Linked DNA regions of Homo sapiens: region 1 is linked to region 2. A link is a contact called in ENCODE Hi-C or POLR2A ChIA-PET data. All regions are on one chromosome and are shown on one strand. The core of a region is the stretch at or near the end of the contact, and the rest is flanking DNA. Distances in the headings are between cores, read along the strand shown.

Region 1 (4,188 bases), core at 179-2,678, 35 kb after region 2:
ATTGCAATACAACTTGCATAAATTACTAGAAGCTTTATATCATTATAAAAATAAATATCAAATTTGTTTCCACTTCTGAAGTACTCAAGTTCTTCCATCACGTTTTATTTCTACTGTGTACATCTTTTACAAATAAACTTTACAGTAAATCCTATCACACCTATAGAATATATACCGTGGCAATGAAGTGATCAATTCAAGATATCCTGAGAAAAACAGATTGTTTTCAAAAGTCACACATACATCGGGGAAACTATACTATGCCAACAAATTCACATATGTCCAACAATAGTCTGTTCCAATTGTTAGAGTCTGTGGGCTGACAGTGCTGTGTGGATCCTTCTCTTTTACAGTGGCACAAGATGTGGTCTGGATTTAGACATCTGTTTGTTGTATCTGTAAATTTATGAGCTTGGGAAGAGAGAATGGCCTGCTGACTTTTTTTTTTTTTTTTTTTTCAAAGCAATTGTGACACCTACCTGTGGACCAAGGAAAAAACCAAATCATCCCCAATCTTTCAGTTCCACAACAACACCATTATAAAAACGAGTTGATCTGAAGTGGTTCCAAATCTTTCTTATCTTCAAGATCTATGATTAGTAATTCTGACTCGTTGCAAAGCAACATATTTTTTGAGATACTGTTGTGAGCCCCGGGAGAATGTCAGAGTCCTGTCCACTTGGACATGGGTGGAGGGGAGGTTGGACAGGGCTGATAAAAGACTAGTACGCCTCGTGTCTCTTCAGTCTTATTTTGCAAACATCATCTATAAAGGTTTTTGCTACTCCAAGTTTTGGTAGCCCAAGCTCATCAAAGCATGTGTCTATTATGTGTCTAGCATAGTAAAAATGGCTCTAAATTGCATATAAATGCCCAGATTTTAATAATCTATTGTTTCAAAAGAAAACAACAGTAGTGTGTAATATATATATACACATGTACTATATATATACATGTACTATATATATACATATATATATTACACACACACACACACACATATATATATATATTTTTTTTTTCCTTCCCTAGGTAAAGGAGTGATAGAACTTGTGCCAAAAAGAGGGAATCTATAAAACAGAAAATATAGTTTCCCCCTTAAGGAAAGAAAAGCTGGACAAGATTGAAATGCTCTGTCTTCTAACCCCATGACCAGAAGCAAGAAAAACACATTAAGCAAGTTGGTGCTGGGAGGCTCCACAGGGTCTGGGAAGCACCAGGGTGCCCACTTACTTGCATTGCTGTGCTCGGCCCTTCTATAGGTAGGGCTGGACGCCCCCGCCAACCACGGTGCAGCCCTCGCTGGCATCTGTCAGGGGAGTGGGCAGTTAGTCAGAACCGACCCCACAGCCTGCTGGCTGCGCAGACCACCGTGCACCCACCATCCTCCACTCCCAGGCAAACAGCAGTTTGGGAAACCGACTGTCTCCAGGGCCGCTATCTGAGACGACTTTTGGTGATGGTCCCTAGTTCTTAACTTCCCCCCTTGAACTCCTCTTTCGGGTAGCCTGACTTAGGAGCAACACAGGCAACATAGCACAGGGGAAAAAACGGTTTTCTTTCCGAACAACGACAACAACAAAAAGCGGAAAAAACATTTGATTTTATCTTTTGAAGACAAAACGCCTCTGAGAGTAACTGGAACGTTCTGTTTGCCTCTAGCCAACGGCAGAAAAGCGGATTCAACTCTGACTCCTTAACAAGACACCGAAACACACCCAGGCTCATTAGGGCGACACGCTGTAATTTGAATTTCGTGGCAATCTGGGTTTGCCGAAACTAAGACAGCCACGATAGTAATAGTCAAAATAACAGTAAATTAAGTAAAAATAAATAATAACAGGGCAAGTCTAAAAAGAGGGCCACACCTTCTTTGGCTTCCATCTCGCCCTCCGCCCTCACTCTGCTAATTCTGGGTCCCAGGAGTGGCCCCCTGGATCTTCTTCCCGGACCCTCCCTCGGGTCTCCCGGGCGCTCCGCCTCCCCGGGGCTGGCTCTCCCTCCCCTCCCGGGCGCCGCCGGCCGCGGGCCGCCTACCTTTCTTGGGCTCGTAGCCGCCGCCCGGGGACCGGTAGTGGGACTCGAGCGGGTGCGCGCCCGCCTTGCCCGCGTCGCTGGCCGCCTTTGGCGCGGTGTGCAGGGCCTCGCCGGGGGCCGCGGCCGCAGAGTTGTACCGCAGGAGACCCTGGCCCTGCAGCGCCGCGTTCAAGTTCCCGTAGTTTGTGTAGTTGCCGTAGAAGGGCGACGTGTAGTAGAGGGGGCGGCCCAGCAGCGGCGAGGCAGGGTAGGGCGAGCCTCCTGGCGGTGCCCCGGTTGAGGCCGGCGCGGCGGCCGCGGGCAGCCCCGGTGGCCCGCAGCCCGGGCCCAGGCTCGGCTGCTTGAGGTCCGACGTGGCGATCTCGGCCAGCGACCACAGCTTGGGCTTGCTGGCGGGGGGCGGCGCGCCCGGAGACGTCCGGCTGCCCTGGGGCGTCTTGCGGCCACCGCGGGGCGCGGCCTCGGGCGGGGGGCTCAGCAGCGGCGCCTCCAAGCCGGTAAGCGGCGACGAGGTCACGGGCTTGGGCGGCGCCAGGCCCCGCTCGCCCTCCTCGTCGTCGTCCTCGTCGTCCTCCAGGTCGTCATACTTGTCCTTGCACTCCGAGCCCGATTCGCACAGGGGGTCCCCGGCGCGGCACGGAAGCTTCTCCCCGTCCGACTCGGCCGAGCACGAGTGATCCGTGAGCGAGTCCACGTGCAGGCTGATCCCTGTGGGGGCGCGGGCACGGTGGGTGGCACGAGGGGACAGCGCAGGCACCTGGAGCCCCCTCCGCCCCCTGTCCTGCGGCACTGGGCCCTCCCCACGGGACCCCTCACCTCGCCCCCACCCGGCCACGTGACAGGCGGAGCCTGACCTCCCCGGGAAGGGCCCGAGGAATCGCTCGCTCAAATCCCGGCGACCCCAGGGCAATGTGGTGCGGCTGGGGCTCCGGCCCGGACCTGGGGTGTCCGGCGGGCAACGTCCTCCCCGCCTTAGCTCTGCGCCCCGCCTGGGAAGAAAGCGCCCCGAGACCTTGCGCCGGCCGCTGCCCGCTCACCTTCGTCCTCTGCCGAGGTCTCCGTGCCCTCCTGCGCCTTGTCGGGACTCTCGTCCTTGCTTCTGGTAGCGTCGCCCTCGTCCTCGTCCTCATCTTCGCTTTTGTTTCTCGGGGCCCAGGTCATCTTGTTCTCCTTCTTGAGGCGCCGGCGCGCGTTGGCGAACCAGGTGGAGACCTGGGTGAGGGTCATCTTGGTGATGATGGCTAGCATGATCTTCTCGCCCTTGGTGGGGTAGGGGTTCTTGCGGTGCTCGTTGAGCCAGGCCTTGAGAGTGGCCGTGGCGTCCCGCGTGGCGTTCTTGCGGTACGCGGGGTCGTTGAGCTGGTACGGGTAGGCCGCGCTGCCGTACGGGTGGTAGCTGATGGCGCCGGTCATGCCGGTGGTGTGCGCGTCGTAGGGTGCGCCCTGGAACCAACAAGAGCCTGTGAGTGGAGTATGCGGAGACCCCGCGGGCAACCAGCCAGAGGATGCCACCCCTCCGCCCGCCCACGGCCACCGTTCCCCCCGTGAGTCTGGCTCTGGGGCTGCGCTTCCCGCCGCAAAAGAGCAGGAAAAACGCAGTGTGATTCGGGACCAGCTGTTGATCACAAAAAGTACCGGAGTTTTATTCTCGAATTTCTGAACTATTTCACTTTCCTAAAATGACCCATCTTCCCCTAAGTGTTCCGGAGCCGCTCGTGGCAATGTACACAAACCCTTGCACGTGCGCGCACACAGGCCCACAGGTAGCTCTTTGATATCTAAATTTCTGCAGATGCTTGGAGTGCGGCTGCCTCCCCCTACTCCCTCTTCCCCTCCCTTATATGGTTAAAAAAACACCCCAGAGCCCCCAATTCACTATTCACTGCTCTAAAGCTGGGCAAATCCAATTTGCAACTCAGAAGCCAGTCACCGTTTCGAATTCTTCAAATACGCCGTAATTAGCATTTTAATTCATCCTTTAACGTTTAAATTCGAGGCATTTGCAGCCTTCGCCAAGGCCCCAGCGACTCGGTCGCTGCCCAGAAATTCCGCCGAGGGCCGGCAGTCGCGACAACCCCGTAATGGCCTCAATCGCCCGTAACGTGCTTCGCCGCGGCCCGGGCCTGGCCCAGCTCAGTAACCTCGAGACTC
Region 2 (4,172 bases), core at 59-2,558:
ATGTCAGTTGGTTATTTTTTCTCCTATACTTTTATCAGTTCGATATGGATTTGTTCCTGTTTGTGCTCAGTTTTAGGGTTGCCTTTTAACTTAAAAAAATTAATAATTGTATTTTTGACCACGTAAGAGGTTTTCATGTTGCAAAAATCAGCACTTCCACTCCCTCCTCAGCCTCTCCAGGAACTGTTTTCCTCGCCTGCTCTAGGCTGTCCTTTCTGGGTTTTCTTTTCCCTGAGTAAGGAAGGATGTCTGTTTGTGCTTCACCTTCTCTCCGACACGAGCCATCCCTGAGTGCACCCGCAGCAAACACGCCCTGCTAAACTTGCCTCCACGCCCGCCCCCTCCGCCTCCGTGTCCTGTGACCACGCAGCTCTGTGAGGGGCTGTCCCTGTCACCATCAACATCTCTATGACACAGTTCACTGTAGGAACGTCTTGGGGTGCCACGACAAAGGGGGCGGCCTAAAACAACAGAAGTTTAATCCCTCACAGTTCTGGAAGCCAGAAGTTTGACATGCAGGTGACACAGGGCCACGCTACCTTCAAGGCTGAAGAGAAGGAGCCTTCCTGCCTCTTCCGGGGTCTGTTGCCCCCACTTGTTCCTTGACTGGTGGCTGCATGGCCCCAGTCTCTGCCTCTGCCTCCTGGTGCCCTCCTCCCCGGGCCTGTGTCTGAGCTCCCTGTGCCTCACAGTCACAAAGACGCTTGCCATTCATTGGGTTTAGGGCCCACCCAGGTAATCCTAGATAAGCTCCTTTTCTCACATCCTCAACTAAAGTACTTCTGCAAAGACCTTTTTTCCAAATAAAGTCCCATTTACAGGTGCTGGGGGTTGGACGTGGATACCTTTTGGGGGCTACTGTTCAACCCACTCCAGGCAGGGATTGTCAATGTCCTGCCCCCATCTGTGTGATGCCCTCTGTGCGTGTCTGCCGTGTGTATGTGGCGAATCGTTGGCCCAATACCAAGAAGTAGGGCTCAGGGTCGAAGGCTCACTGCCTGGGCAGATTTGCTAGAAACTACCTGATTCCAAGCAACAGGGCTGTGGCTCTCTCAATACCAGCGACACTGAACATCTGTGCATGTGTTTAAAGGGAATCTTTATGTGTTTTTCAGTGAAATGTCTTATTTTTATTGTTTACCAATTTTCTACAAAGTGTTTTTGTCATTTTTCCCCCGATGGTTTGAAATATTCTTATGAATTAGCATTTTTAGTCCTTAGGGTAAGAGTTGGAAACATTTTTCCCAGCGGCCATTGCTTTTGATTACGACGGGTTCCCCCCCACCCCCAGTGGCAGGAGGCAGATGCAAACTTTTATACGTTGTTGGATTTTTATTTTTTTCCTGTATTTTATTTGTTATTTGAGCCATAACAAAGAATTTCACCACTCAAGTCAAAAACACATTTTTTTCTAGTAATTTGTGTTCTAGTACAAATGTAGTCTCATTCTATTTATCATGCAGGTTGCTGATGTCCTTGGGGTTTGTTCTGTTGTTTGGAGTGGGATGTGACTTCAATTGTATGTTATTGTTGCTTTTCCAAGTGGATACTCGGTTCCGTTGAGGGCGTTTACCTTTGTTCTGGTCATATATGATCACCTTTATTATCTACTGAAGTCTGATGTTCTCTGGGTCTATTTCTGTCCTTTCTGGTTTATTCCACTGGCCCATTTGTCAAACCCTGCACCAGAACTACAGCACTTTAGTGGCAGAGATTTTACAGCTGTTTTTTTTATGCCTGGTGTCCTGGTGCTTCTCCTTCCTCTTTGCTCATCTTTTTAAGGGATTTCCTAGCTATTGTTGCATGACTGTTTTTCCATGTAAACTTTATTACCAATGTATAGCTATAAAAAATGCTTGCTGGGCCAGGCGCGATGGCTCACACCTATAATCCCAGCACTTTGGGAGGCCGAGGCAGGTGGATCACGAGGTCAGGAGATGGAGACCATCCTGGCTAACACGGTGGAACCCCGTCTCTACTAAAAAAAATACAAAAAATTAGCCGGGCGTGGTGGCGGGCGCCTGTAGTCCCAGCTACTCGGGAGGCTGAGGCAGGAGAATGGTGTGAACCCAGGAGGCGGAGCTTGCAGTGAGCTGAGATTGCACCACTGCCCTCCAGCCTGGGCTACAGAGCAAGGAAAAAAAAATTCTTGCTGGCCTTAGAACTGGATTAGTGTTAAATTTGTCTGTTAGCTCTGCTAGAATTTGACAACTTTATGATAGCATGCTTCCTGCCGAAGATCAAGAACTGCTTTTCAGCTGGTCAAGTCCACCTGGGAGCCTTTGGAAAGCATTTGGAAGCTTTTCCCCTTAGGTTTTCCATCGTTTATCAAGATCATTCCTAAGAACTTTGTGGTTTTCACTGCTATTTTAAACCGAGATGTTTCTCTCTCCTTATGTCTTCTAAGAGGTAATGTGGATAGGTAAAAAGGTGACTGATTGTTGTGTGTTAGTTTTATATTCTCCTAAATGTTTCTAAAGGCAATTTTTCATGATTTAGACAACTTACTTAACCTCATGATCACGTTGATCAATACAGTCAGCACTGAATCTTCTCCTCCCCTCCAAACACATGGATAAGGTGGATAAGGAATATTTAATTTTTTTTTTAAAAGCACAGCCGCCCATGAAAGCAAGGAAGGAGAATCTCTGTGGTACAGAAATGGGGTTGGAGTCCCTGGGGTGATCAGTGCTGTGGCCACAGGACCACTGTGGACCCAGAAGACCAGCAGCAGGGCCAACACCTGTCCAGGGTGGGAAACCCTACCTCATCATGGGGTGACAGCCTCAGGGGCTCCGGGGTGACTGGACTCTGACTGTGAACTGAGAAGGGGTTGAAACTGCTTTCCCTTCTCCCACACAGGCAGGGCTTCTGCTGAAATGAGCTTCTGCCAGAAATACCCCAGACACATTCAATACTGAAATATGGACCTGCAAAGTACCCATAGGCAGGACCCCACCCTGGGCTATTGCGGACTGGAGCCCCGAGCAGGAGAGCCCACCCAGGCTTGGCTTTGGAGCTGGAGGAGACAGCGGTGAATGGAACTTCCGCTCAGGATGGGGTCTGGAACACTGGGTTTGGGAACAACTAAGAGTCTCATAAAGGGAAGACATAGCAAGGCAGGTACAGAAATAGCAAGGCGATTGTTCAGGGGCATTGAGCTAAGTAAGTATATATTACATTCTTAAGTAAATACATAAAAATCAAATGTGTAAAAAAAACAGATGAAAGAGAAATAGGCATTTTTTAAAATAGAAATGTTGGAAATGATTAATATTAGTGATGAAATGAATTCAAGCTCTTTCCCCCACGTAGCAGGCTGTGAGTTGGGTGATCAGGCAGGGGTGGGAGACCCATGGGGGAAGGGGCGGAAACAGAGCCAGTGGGGCTGGGCATGGAGCTGAGTCCAATAGCATCATAGGTCTGCTGTGGTACCCAACCGATGCTCTGTCACCGGCAAGGGGTGTCTGGTCTTGAGGCTCTTGCCTGCTGAGTGGAAAGATCTACGTCTTTCGGGAGACCTTGATGGGACCTTGGCTTCAGAAATGTCTCCCCCGCTCTCGGGGGAGCTGCTGCCCCAGCTGGGTCTTTGGTCTGACTGGGCTTTGAACACTCTCTCTGCCTGCTGCTCCTCTCTCTGCTCAGCCCTGCCTGGCGCAGAGAGCTGGGCACCTTCCACCCACCCCTGCTGGGATGCATCAAGCTGTCTCTCAGGAGGGCCCGGGCTCCTGGCTGCAGCTCTACCTGCCCAAGTCCCAAAAGTTCTCACACTGCAGGTGCTGCCTCAACCTCCACCCACTCAGCCTGCCAGCTACAAACCTCTGAACTGCAGGGTAGAAAAGGAGCTTGCCGAAGGTCCCTGCCTGCCTTGCCCCACAATGTAGCCTCTCCCGGAAAGGCAAGCTCAGCCTCCACTGGAACCCACATCTGACATCTGTGTCCTATAGTTGGCACCACTGCCTATGCACAGGCTGGTGTGTTCTGGCTCCCCCTCCCGCCAAGGATGGCGCACTCCTACCACTAGACCAGATCCCAGGAAAGGGTTTCCAGAGCCTCCTTCTCCACTGCCGCCCATCCTGGCCCCCTGAGCCTGCACCTCCCCAAGAGAAGGAACGGGAACTTCATGTCCACCCACACCCCAGACACTGACTGTGGTCCAGGCGTGGGCCCCA

What was found. Hi-C counts contacts between places; a loop is a spot of excess contacts on that map. ChIA-PET counts read pairs that join two places held with the same protein, here RNA polymerase II (POLR2A).
Region 1: a map of PC-3 shows a loop between it and region 2 (21-fold over the local background). The contact joins the enhancer-like site here to the promoter of LSINCT5 in region 2. A Hi-C loop is called at or near these places in 1 of 168 maps with a recorded cell type or tissue (PC-3). POLR2A ChIA-PET finds 5 or more read pairs at or near these places in 2 of 52 experiments (BJ and Caco-2).

The regions. Positions count from the first base shown.
Region 1 is chr5:2,746,308-2,750,495 of GRCh38, forward strand. IRX2 (iroquois homeobox 2) reads right to left here. Exons shown (of 4, transcript NM_033267.5): 2 at 3,075-3,480; 3 at 2,038-2,745; 4 at 1-1,309. The coding sequence ends at 1,257. Among named protein-coding and RNA genes, the nearest start is that of IRX2, 3.3 kb to the right of the region's middle. RefSeq lists enhancers at 1,509-2,454, 2,455-3,399. Within about 2 kb of position 1,429, at least 2 of the 41 ENCODE cell types and tissues checked have a DNase peak (open chromatin) inside an H3K27ac peak, as active enhancers do.
Region 2 is chr5:2,711,283-2,715,454 of GRCh38, forward strand. LSINCT5 (long stress-induced non-coding transcript 5) reads left to right here and starts at 1,309. Exons shown (of 1, transcript NR_145480.1): 1 at 1,309-3,955.